Linked DNA regions of Homo sapiens: all the other regions are linked to region 3. A link is a contact called in ENCODE Hi-C or POLR2A ChIA-PET data. All regions are on one chromosome and are shown on one strand. The core of a region is the stretch at or near the end of the contact, and the rest is flanking DNA. Distances in the headings are between cores, read along the strand shown.

The links. A loop is a pair of places that touch in the nucleus more often than their neighbours do. ChIA-PET counts read pairs that join two places held with the same protein, here RNA polymerase II (POLR2A). Pooled maps may share reads with other maps.
Region 1: a map of naive thymus-derived CD4-positive, alpha-beta T cell shows a loop between it and region 3 (7-fold over the local background). The contact joins the promoter of ABRAXAS1 here to the promoter of PPM1K in region 3. A Hi-C loop is called at or near these places in 1 of 168 maps with a recorded cell type or tissue (naive thymus-derived CD4-positive, alpha-beta T cell), 1 of 37 single-sample maps with no recorded cell type and 8 of 50 pooled maps.
Region 2: a loop to region 3 is called in a map of CD8-positive, alpha-beta T cell, with 9 times the contacts of the local background. The contact joins the promoter of MRPS18C here to the promoter of PPM1K in region 3. A Hi-C loop is called at or near these places in 2 of 168 maps with a recorded cell type or tissue (CD8-positive, alpha-beta T cell and naive thymus-derived CD4-positive, alpha-beta T cell) and 7 of 50 pooled maps. POLR2A ChIA-PET finds 5 or more read pairs at or near these places in 1 of 52 experiments (activated CD4-positive, alpha-beta T cell).

What each region holds. Positions count from the first base shown.
Region 1 is chr4:83,483,830-83,486,529 of GRCh38, reverse strand. It overlaps ABRAXAS1 (abraxas 1, BRCA1 A complex subunit), which reads left to right and starts at 1,430. Exons shown (of 9, transcript NM_139076.3): 1 at 1,430-1,544. The coding sequence starts at 1,458. RefSeq lists a silencer at 1,215-1,704.
Region 2 is chr4:83,454,648-83,457,347 of GRCh38, reverse strand. MRPS18C (mitochondrial ribosomal protein S18C) reads right to left here and starts at 1,290. Exons shown (of 6, transcript NM_016067.4): 1 at 1,171-1,290; 2 at 390-439. The coding sequence starts at 1,270. HELQ (helicase, POLQ like) reads left to right here and starts at 1,525. Exons shown (of 18, transcript NM_133636.5): 1 at 1,525-1,951. The coding sequence starts at 1,655. RefSeq lists enhancers at 1,238-1,532, 1,519-1,628, 1,969-2,018, 1,447-2,277.
Region 3 is chr4:88,283,309-88,286,008 of GRCh38, reverse strand. PPM1K (protein phosphatase, Mg2+/Mn2+ dependent 1K) reads left to right here and starts at 1,448. Exons shown (of 7, transcript NM_152542.5): 1 at 1,448-1,603. PPM1K-DT (PPM1K divergent transcript) reads right to left here and starts at 1,079. Exons shown (of 5, transcript NR_134238.1): 1 at 948-1,079. RefSeq lists a silencer at 1,086-1,305 and enhancers at 1,040-1,563, 1,476-1,565, 1,606-1,665.

The DNA of each region.
Region 1 (2,700 bases), core at 181-2,680, 4.8 Mb after region 3:
AATTGTGATCCTCAAAATTACTTACATTCCTCCATCTCCCTCTCCCTTATGAAAAAGTGTACATAAGCATCTGAACCTCATTGGATTATTGGGTAATCACTCTACTGTGATTTTCTCCAGGGCACATTAATAAATTTGTATGCCAGTCGGGAGCGCCTGTAATCCCAGCACTTTGGGAGGCCGAAGGGGGCAGATCACCCGAGGTCAGGAGTTCGAAACCAGCCTGGCCAACATGGTGAAACCTTGTCTCTAATAAAAATACAAAAAAAATAAATAAATAAGCCGGGCTTGGTGGCACGTGCCTGTAATCCCAGCTACTCAGGAGGCTGAGGCAGAAGAATCGCTTGAACCCGGGAAGTGGAGGCTGCAGTGAGCTGAGATGGTGCCACTGCACTCTGGCCTGGGTGACCAAGCGAGACTCAGTCTCAAAAAAATAAAAAATAAAATAAATTCGTATCCCTTTTCCTTCTGTTCATCTTTTCTTTTGTTAGTTCACTCCAGTGAACCTTCAGAGGGCAGAGCTTTCCCTTCACCCCTACAAAATGAAGGCAAGAAACTTAATTCTAGGGAATAAATATATAATCATTAATTATATACATATGTATTGTGTGTTACGCAGCCACAGACAACTGCTTGACAACAAAACCCACAAATGTGCCACACTAATTCAGTAGTCTGCTATTATGCTTACTTTCAGTCATTTAAGAAACATACCTTTACGTGTGTGTGTGTGTGTGTGTGTGTGTAAAATACATTTGCCAAGCCCTGGTCCACTCACCTTACCATTTACATTAAATGAACCAGCTTACTATGATTATGCCTATCATTAAACTGTCAGAACATTAAATATCCATGTATTGTTTAAATTAGGCTGAAGTTTTCTAAAAGCAAGGGAACACACACATGCACACACACAAACACACAGACACAGAACATGGCTAGAGAGTTCTAGCAAAGACAATCCCCAAATGGTTATTAGTATTCTGTAAGTTTCAGTGAGTGAAGGGTGCTAAAATGCAGCTTGAAAACCAAAACCGTGGCATATCCACTGTGGCATCGTAATGTTGCTACTCAACTCTTTTATTCTTGTAATCATTGCTTGTCTTAAAATGACCCTGTCAACCGTGTTCATTTTGATAGCTTTGCATGTTTGTGACAGGTCGCTCAGCAGGCGCAGGCCACCAAAAGCAATTCGCAGCCCTCTGCAGTGGTACCGACATGCAGCGGCCTTCCGGGAGAGGCCGGCAGCAGAAGCGAAGGAGGAGCCGAGCGCGCGGCTGGGGACCCGCCCGCGCCCGCCCTCAGCCCCCTCGCCCCGCCCCTCTGCGGAGCGCGCAGCAGCCCGTGCGCCGGCGCAGGCCCCGCCTCCTCGCTGGGCCCCGCCTCGCTGCCACCACAGGGTCTTGCCTCCGCGCGCCCCGCCCTCGTCCTCTTGTGTAGCCTGAGGCGGCGGTAGCATGGAGGGGGAGAGTACGTCGGCGGTGCTCTCGGGCTTTGTGCTCGGCGCACTCGCTTTCCAGCACCTCAACACGGACTCGGACACGGTGAGCCGAGGGACGGGGCGGGGTCCGGCGTCGCCTGGGAAGAGCCCTGCGCGCGGCCTGCCTCCCCGCTGTTGCTCCGGTCCCCGCCCGCTCCCCCGACGCCGCCGCGCCTCCTCCCTGCGGTCGCGGCTCTGCCTTCTCTCCCCCTCAGCGGTCCCTGAGGTGCCTCGTGCCCACGAAGTCTTCTCCAGCATTAGCCCTCCCTCTGCTATCCTCCGTTATTTCCCTTTTCCGACCCAAGTGTCCCACACGCTCCCATCTTTCCTCGGCGCCCCTGTAGCTGTGGAAACTTGGGCGTGAAAAGATGGAAAGTTCACGGAGCGTCTTTCCGCTGCTCTGCGGAGCCTGCGGTAAACTTTCCGTTTCTCGCGACGCCCGACAGGCGTTTGCAAAACCAGGCGGACTTTTTCATGCAGAGCAGCGTCTGTGCGTGTTTGTTGCGATGGTAGGATGGTAAGGGAATAAAAATAGATGTTGCGTCCAGTGGCAAATCTTAGTGGATGGAACAGCTTAATCTGGTATATCAGATATCTTTTTATTTGCGTTATTAAATTTGTTAAAACAGTTTTTAAAAGTACGTTGCCTATTTTCTAAAAGTTCTATGAAATTAAAGAAACGCTGTAAAACGTTGAGCTCGGAAGTAGTTAATGTCCTGTAGCACTTTCAGTAACTTGCAGAAAGAAAGTCTAAGCATCTGAAATACACTTCCCTGCTGTGTGGTACAGTTCGGAGAATACCCTGCTGAACAATGCCTAGTAATTTCTGCTAAGTTCATTTTAAGATATAACGTCTATTTTACTCAAAATTGCCTTAATATAGGTCGGGCGCGGTGGCTCACGCCTGTAATTCCAGCCCTTTGGGAAGCCGAGGCGGGTGAATCACCTGAGCCCACGAGTTCGAGACCATCGGGGACAACGTAGTGAGACCCGGTCTCTACAAAATCTAAACATTACAAAATTGCTCTTTGGCACAATCCTAATAAAGGTTGGAATTGGTATGTTTTATGTATACAATTTCAGATAACCTTACAAAGTAATACCTAATAAAGAACAAATATATGACCATTTAAAATATATGTGTAGCTGTGGAAATTATTTTGGAATACCTGTAGTGTAGATAGAGTGGGACCGTAAATCCTCGGTAGCTTAAACGATTA
Region 2 (2,700 bases), core at 41-2,540, 4.8 Mb after region 3:
TCAGTTATCTAAAATTCTGCTCACCCAAACTACCTTTTAAAATTCCCATATCATTTGCTTACAAAGGGCTATGTAAAAAAAAAAAAAACAATTCCCAAATCACATATCCTTAAATTTAAGATCTAGGAAGAAAAATATGGTATTATAGCAGCTTTGCTTCTAATCTAGGAATTCCCCTACTTCAAAACTCAGCTGACTACATGACTACAATCAATTCATCATCATTTCTGAACTCAGAGTAATTATCAAATTGTTTTGTCCTACGGCAGAACTCTATTCAAGTAGCTAAAATAAAAGATGTTAGAGTCTAATACCAGATCTCGTTTTAAAAAGAAAAACATTTTGGTCATATTTGCAAAGGCCTTACTAATAGAAAAAAAAATTCTTACCAGGTCCTCATTGCTGGATACCTGTTGTGAACAACCTCTTCTCCAAAGCACTGCGATTAAACAGAAACAGCAATTAACCATTTCTTTTTCTTAGCTGAATAGCTAAAGATTTTTGTTTTTATGGAGACAGGATGAATTAAGGGACACGATATTAAAGAAAGGTTTTGTATTATATTCAGAATGGTTAAAAACTTTTATATTTGGGACAGAGTAAGACTCAACATGGGTGTGCTTTCCAGGGCTTAGGGGGAAAAGAACATATTTTCCCGCCCATACCTGCTCTTTCTGACATTTATTTTCCCTTCATTCCATGGTTAGAGAAAATTCTTAATGCAAATTCTTATAGGAGAAGCAACAGAAAGGCACTGTCATACCAAAAAGAAAGTAACAGACCCGTCCCAGAAAGAATTTATAGAGAAGCACAGAGAAGATAAAATTGCAAAAATTATGCAATTTTGTTCTGTTTGGGGACCTTAGACATCTGGAATTTGCTGCTGGGCGACTCTGGAAATGTCCCTTCCTCACTAAGATTATCCAGAGATCTTAGGAAAGTCTCTGCTTTTTAAGAACCACTCCAACTTCCTCATACGTTTAAATACTTTAAAGGAGTGGATTAGACGACACTAAAACAGTCAAAGGCAATTACAGATTCCCACCCATCTTGGAGAAACTTAATCGCCTAGAAACCAGAGTCGTTTTGCTAACAGGGACGACTCTAACCATTAGGACTAAGGTTAATGCCTGCAGCGCTACAATGGAGCATAGGATATGGAGACTTTACCCGTGTGAGTCCCGGGATGTGTAAGGCTGACAGCAGCCGTTACCAAGTGTGTCAACTTCTTCCTCCCTAGACCACCGCAAACAGCAACCACAGCGGCCATGGTTCCGCGTTTCTTCCACTTCCTTTCGTTCCAAATCGTTCCGAAAGGCCCCTTCCGCTGCTCTTCCCCTGTGGGCTCGAGTACCCCGTTCAAAGGTTCCGCAGGAGAACGCTGAGGACCCGCGAGAGTAGGTGAGGTTTTTCAATACGCATGCGCAGCACCTTTCTGTTCGTGCCCTCCCTACGCGGCAGGTCACGTGAGGCTTATGATTGGACAGGGTAGAAGTTTATGCGTGCTTCCGGTCCGCGAGCCCTGAGAGCTAACTTGGGGTCTTTTCCCAAGGTGGATGTAGAAGCGGGCTCCGGCGTCCCACTCTCCCTTCCATATGGGCTTAGCGTCTGGGTCACTGAGAACGACGTCTGAATAGGGCCCTGGGTCCTTGCCATGGATGAATGTGGTTCCCGCATCCGCCGGCGGGTGTCTCTCCCCAAAAGGAACCGTCCAAGCTTGGGGTGTATTTTTGGCGCTCCCACCGCGGCCGAGCTCGTGCCCGGAGATGAGGGGAAAGAGGAGGAGGAAATGGTGGCTGAGAACAGGAGGCGGAAAACCGCGGGCGTACTGCCGGTTGAGGTACAGCCCCTTCTACTCTCAGATTCCCCGGAATGTCTCGTCCTTGGAGGTGGTGATACAAACCCGGACCTCCTACGTCACATGCCCACTGACAGAGGGGTGGGAGACCAGGTACGGAGGACTTGGAACTTGAAACTGCAAACTTTTGGCATCCTTCCCAGATGCAAAGAGTTGACCAGTTTTATCGCCTTCGTTTACTTCTCTCGTCTTCGTTACCACTGTTAATCGGCACTTAGGAGGTATTGATTGCCTTGTTATTTACATTTCTATATAAATATGAAATGTAAACCCCGAGACATAAAAGTTGTGCACGCAGCAGTTAAGTGGCATGACTGAGACACAAATCTAGGCTTCCAGATAACTGCAGCTCCTACTGTACAAATAAAATCTGCTGTTTATTGAAGACCCGTTATGTTAAGCTAGTTATATTATCTAGATTTTACGACAGTAATCAGGCCCTGAAAAGTTGAGATAGTACAGTTCTTGCTCCAAATCCTGTTGTCTTAATCACTTTACTATATTGCTGCCTCCAGGTTTGTGTGTCTTCTGTGTAGCAGACCACTCCAAGTCAGTATTCAGTTTCTCAGTCTCAATTCCAAATTCCTAGGAACTCCTTGGAGTGTCTAGTGGTACAACCATGTTTCTGTTAGAGGCCAGTCACTGTAGATTGTAGTCTGGGAGGGAAGCGCTGCAGTTATCAGAAACTTCGAATGCGCTGACATTTCAGTAGACGTCTACCAGTCTTCCTGCTGTTTTAGTACAGCTTTAAGAATTACAATCTGGCCGTGTGCAGTGGCTCATGCCTATAATCCCAGTGCTTTAGGAGGCAGAGATGGGAGGATCACTTAAGCCCAGAAGTT
Region 3 (2,700 bases), core at 199-2,698:
AAAAAAAAGAAAGAAAGACAAAAGAAAAAAAAATCCAGGAAGTCTATGAAAAGACATCAACTCAACATAATATTACTCAAGGTTATTACTATAATTTGTGAGCCGTCAATATGAGAGTCACTCTCTAACCTGGTTATTAAATGCACTGGATTCAAAACAGTTGTCCCTGGCCTAGAATAACTAAAATGCCAAATCAAGTTAATTATTTATCTTTAAAATCTCTAATCTCTCTGCTCTTCTCTCCCTTCAGTGATATTGTCATAGTTTAATCAAAGTCATCTTCCACCTTAAATTTCATCTGTCATCATCTCCTAATCAGTTTCCCAATAGCTTATTTTAACTGTTCTTTGCACACTAACCAAAGTGATGTAAAGTCTAAACCCAGACCCTTTCACTTCTTTTTTTCGAATGCCTCAATAGAAGCCCATTAAATTTAAAATGTAATGCCAACTCCAAGCCCCTGTCTGCCTCATCTCTCTCACATCATGCTGTTCTTTCCCTCCCTCAATATGCTGGAGACACTTTGGCTTTCTTTCTGTTCTTCCAAAACGCCGGGCTGTCTCACCGAGAGACCTTTGTCTGCTGTCCCCTCTGCCCAAAACAATTCATCATTTTATTGGTTCCATGGCTGAATGACTGATGGTTTAAATGCCATCTTATAAAGTTCTCATATAACAATCTTATCTGAAGTTATCCTCCAGTGTCCACACCATGCCTATTTCTTTCCTTGACATGATTAATTACTATTCTATGTGCTTGCTTACTTGTTGGTTTTCTCCCTCTTCTTTGTTAGACTGAAAATTCTATGAGGGCAGCTATCGTGTCTAGCTGTGTTAGGGGCGTATCCCCAGTGCCTAGCAAATGTATAGCATACAAGACGTCCTTCAATAAACACAGAAATACTTGTTTAATGAATTAATAGACATTCCCTAAAGATCACAAGATACCTGTTCAGCCACGAAGAAGACTGCACTGTGCACTGCTGTTCAAAGACATGGCAGTGAAATCAGATGCCTTTCAAACTCTAAGCCTAAGCAGTATTGGCATTCCGTTCTCGGTTTCCTGGCTGTCACAACTACAGTCCCTTAGCCCGAAGCGAAACCCCCTCCGCGCTCCGCCCGCTGGCTAGGTACCAAGTCTCGCGGCCCCACCCACCGCGCAAGCGCGCCCCCTCTTTGGCTGGGGAGCTAACCTCGGGAGGGCGGGGCGCCGCCGCGAGCCACCACTGGCACAGGGTGACGTCGCTCCGCCGCGCAGCTGGAAGCCTGCGAAGTCAAATAGCAGCCGCGGGGAGGCTCGTTCCCATCGGCATCTGTGACTGGCTGCGATCGAGGGCCCGGGCGGCCGGCCAGCCGTCTCGCCGAGTGCGGACTGGCCGGATCTGCTGTCAGTCAGCGGGAACAGACTTCTCCCTCTCCATCTGGTCAACTGCGGGAGAAAAATTTTCGAGAATTTCCAGCAGGCAAGGCAGTGGCCGCTTTGACTGCTTGCTTCGGAGATCCGAGACGACGGAGAAGGCACTCTTATTTACCGACCAAGAAAGCTCCTCCCCCGTCCTCCGTTAGCTAATTAAAACATTTTTCAGGGACGTAGCCATCCAGAGGTAAGAGCCTAGAGAGTGCAATTCATTTATTTCTGCTAACCATGTATGCTGTTCTTTATTGGCGGTCGCGGAATGGAGAGTAAACGGAGAAGGGTTTCCCGGGAGGTCGAAGGGGAGACGTCGGTTTCCGTTCCCCCGCCCCCCGAGTCGGCGCTTGGCCGGCGGCCTCTCGGAGTTCTCAGAGCGTCGCTTTCTTCCCTTTGGAGGTCGTGAGCAGCTCGTCGGGGTGAGGCGGGGCCCAGCTGGGCTGCCTGCGCCCCGGGCGGCGGGTTTCCAGCCCAGACTGCGCTCGGCCTTGAATGTGGCCGCAGGCTGGAGGGCCAGCGCGGCGCGAGGCGGGCAGGGTGGGTGGGCTGGGACTGGAGACCCTTGCCCGAGGCCCCGGAAGCGAGGATGCTGCGGGGTGGGTGCCGCGTTGCCTCCCGGGCGAGGGAAACGTGGCGACAACGGGCTCGGTACGCCCAGAGGGAGGTTGGGAGGCGGAGACCTGGCGGCAGAAGGTGCCGAGGGAGCCCAGCTATTTGCGAGGCTTCGCAGGCAGGCGGGCGTGTGTTCTTCCCACCGTGTGTCACCCTGACCACCCGCCTGTCAGGGCCAGCGAGCCGAGGCCAGGATCCTGAGCTGTACCCAGGTGAGCTTTTCAGGAGGTCCGGCATCGTGAAGGATGCACAGCCCCGGCTGGTTTTGATCCGAAGACTTGGGTTTTACTTTGCGCAGGGAGCGCTGTAGTACTCAAGGCGTTGTAGCTGGTGATGTCTTTTTCAGCAGCCGCTTTCTGTAGATGAGGGAATTCACCGGATGTGACAAAGAGGCTCCAGGTGGAAATAGCCAGGGAATTTGCAGTCTCAAAAGCTCCACGGGCTTTTCTGAGCCTCCCACTGCTAACGTGCAGCAAGGCCTCATCGGTTCTTTCCGTCAGGGCGGAGGAATGAGGCTGTCCTTCGGTTTCAGAATGAGCGACTAAAGTGACAGATTACAATGACGATGAAAAAGAGCAATGAGACCGGTAGCAATGGCTCACGCCTGTGATCACAGCACTTTGGAAGGCCAAAGCGGGCTTGAGCCCAGGAGTTCGAGACCAGCCTGGGCAACACATC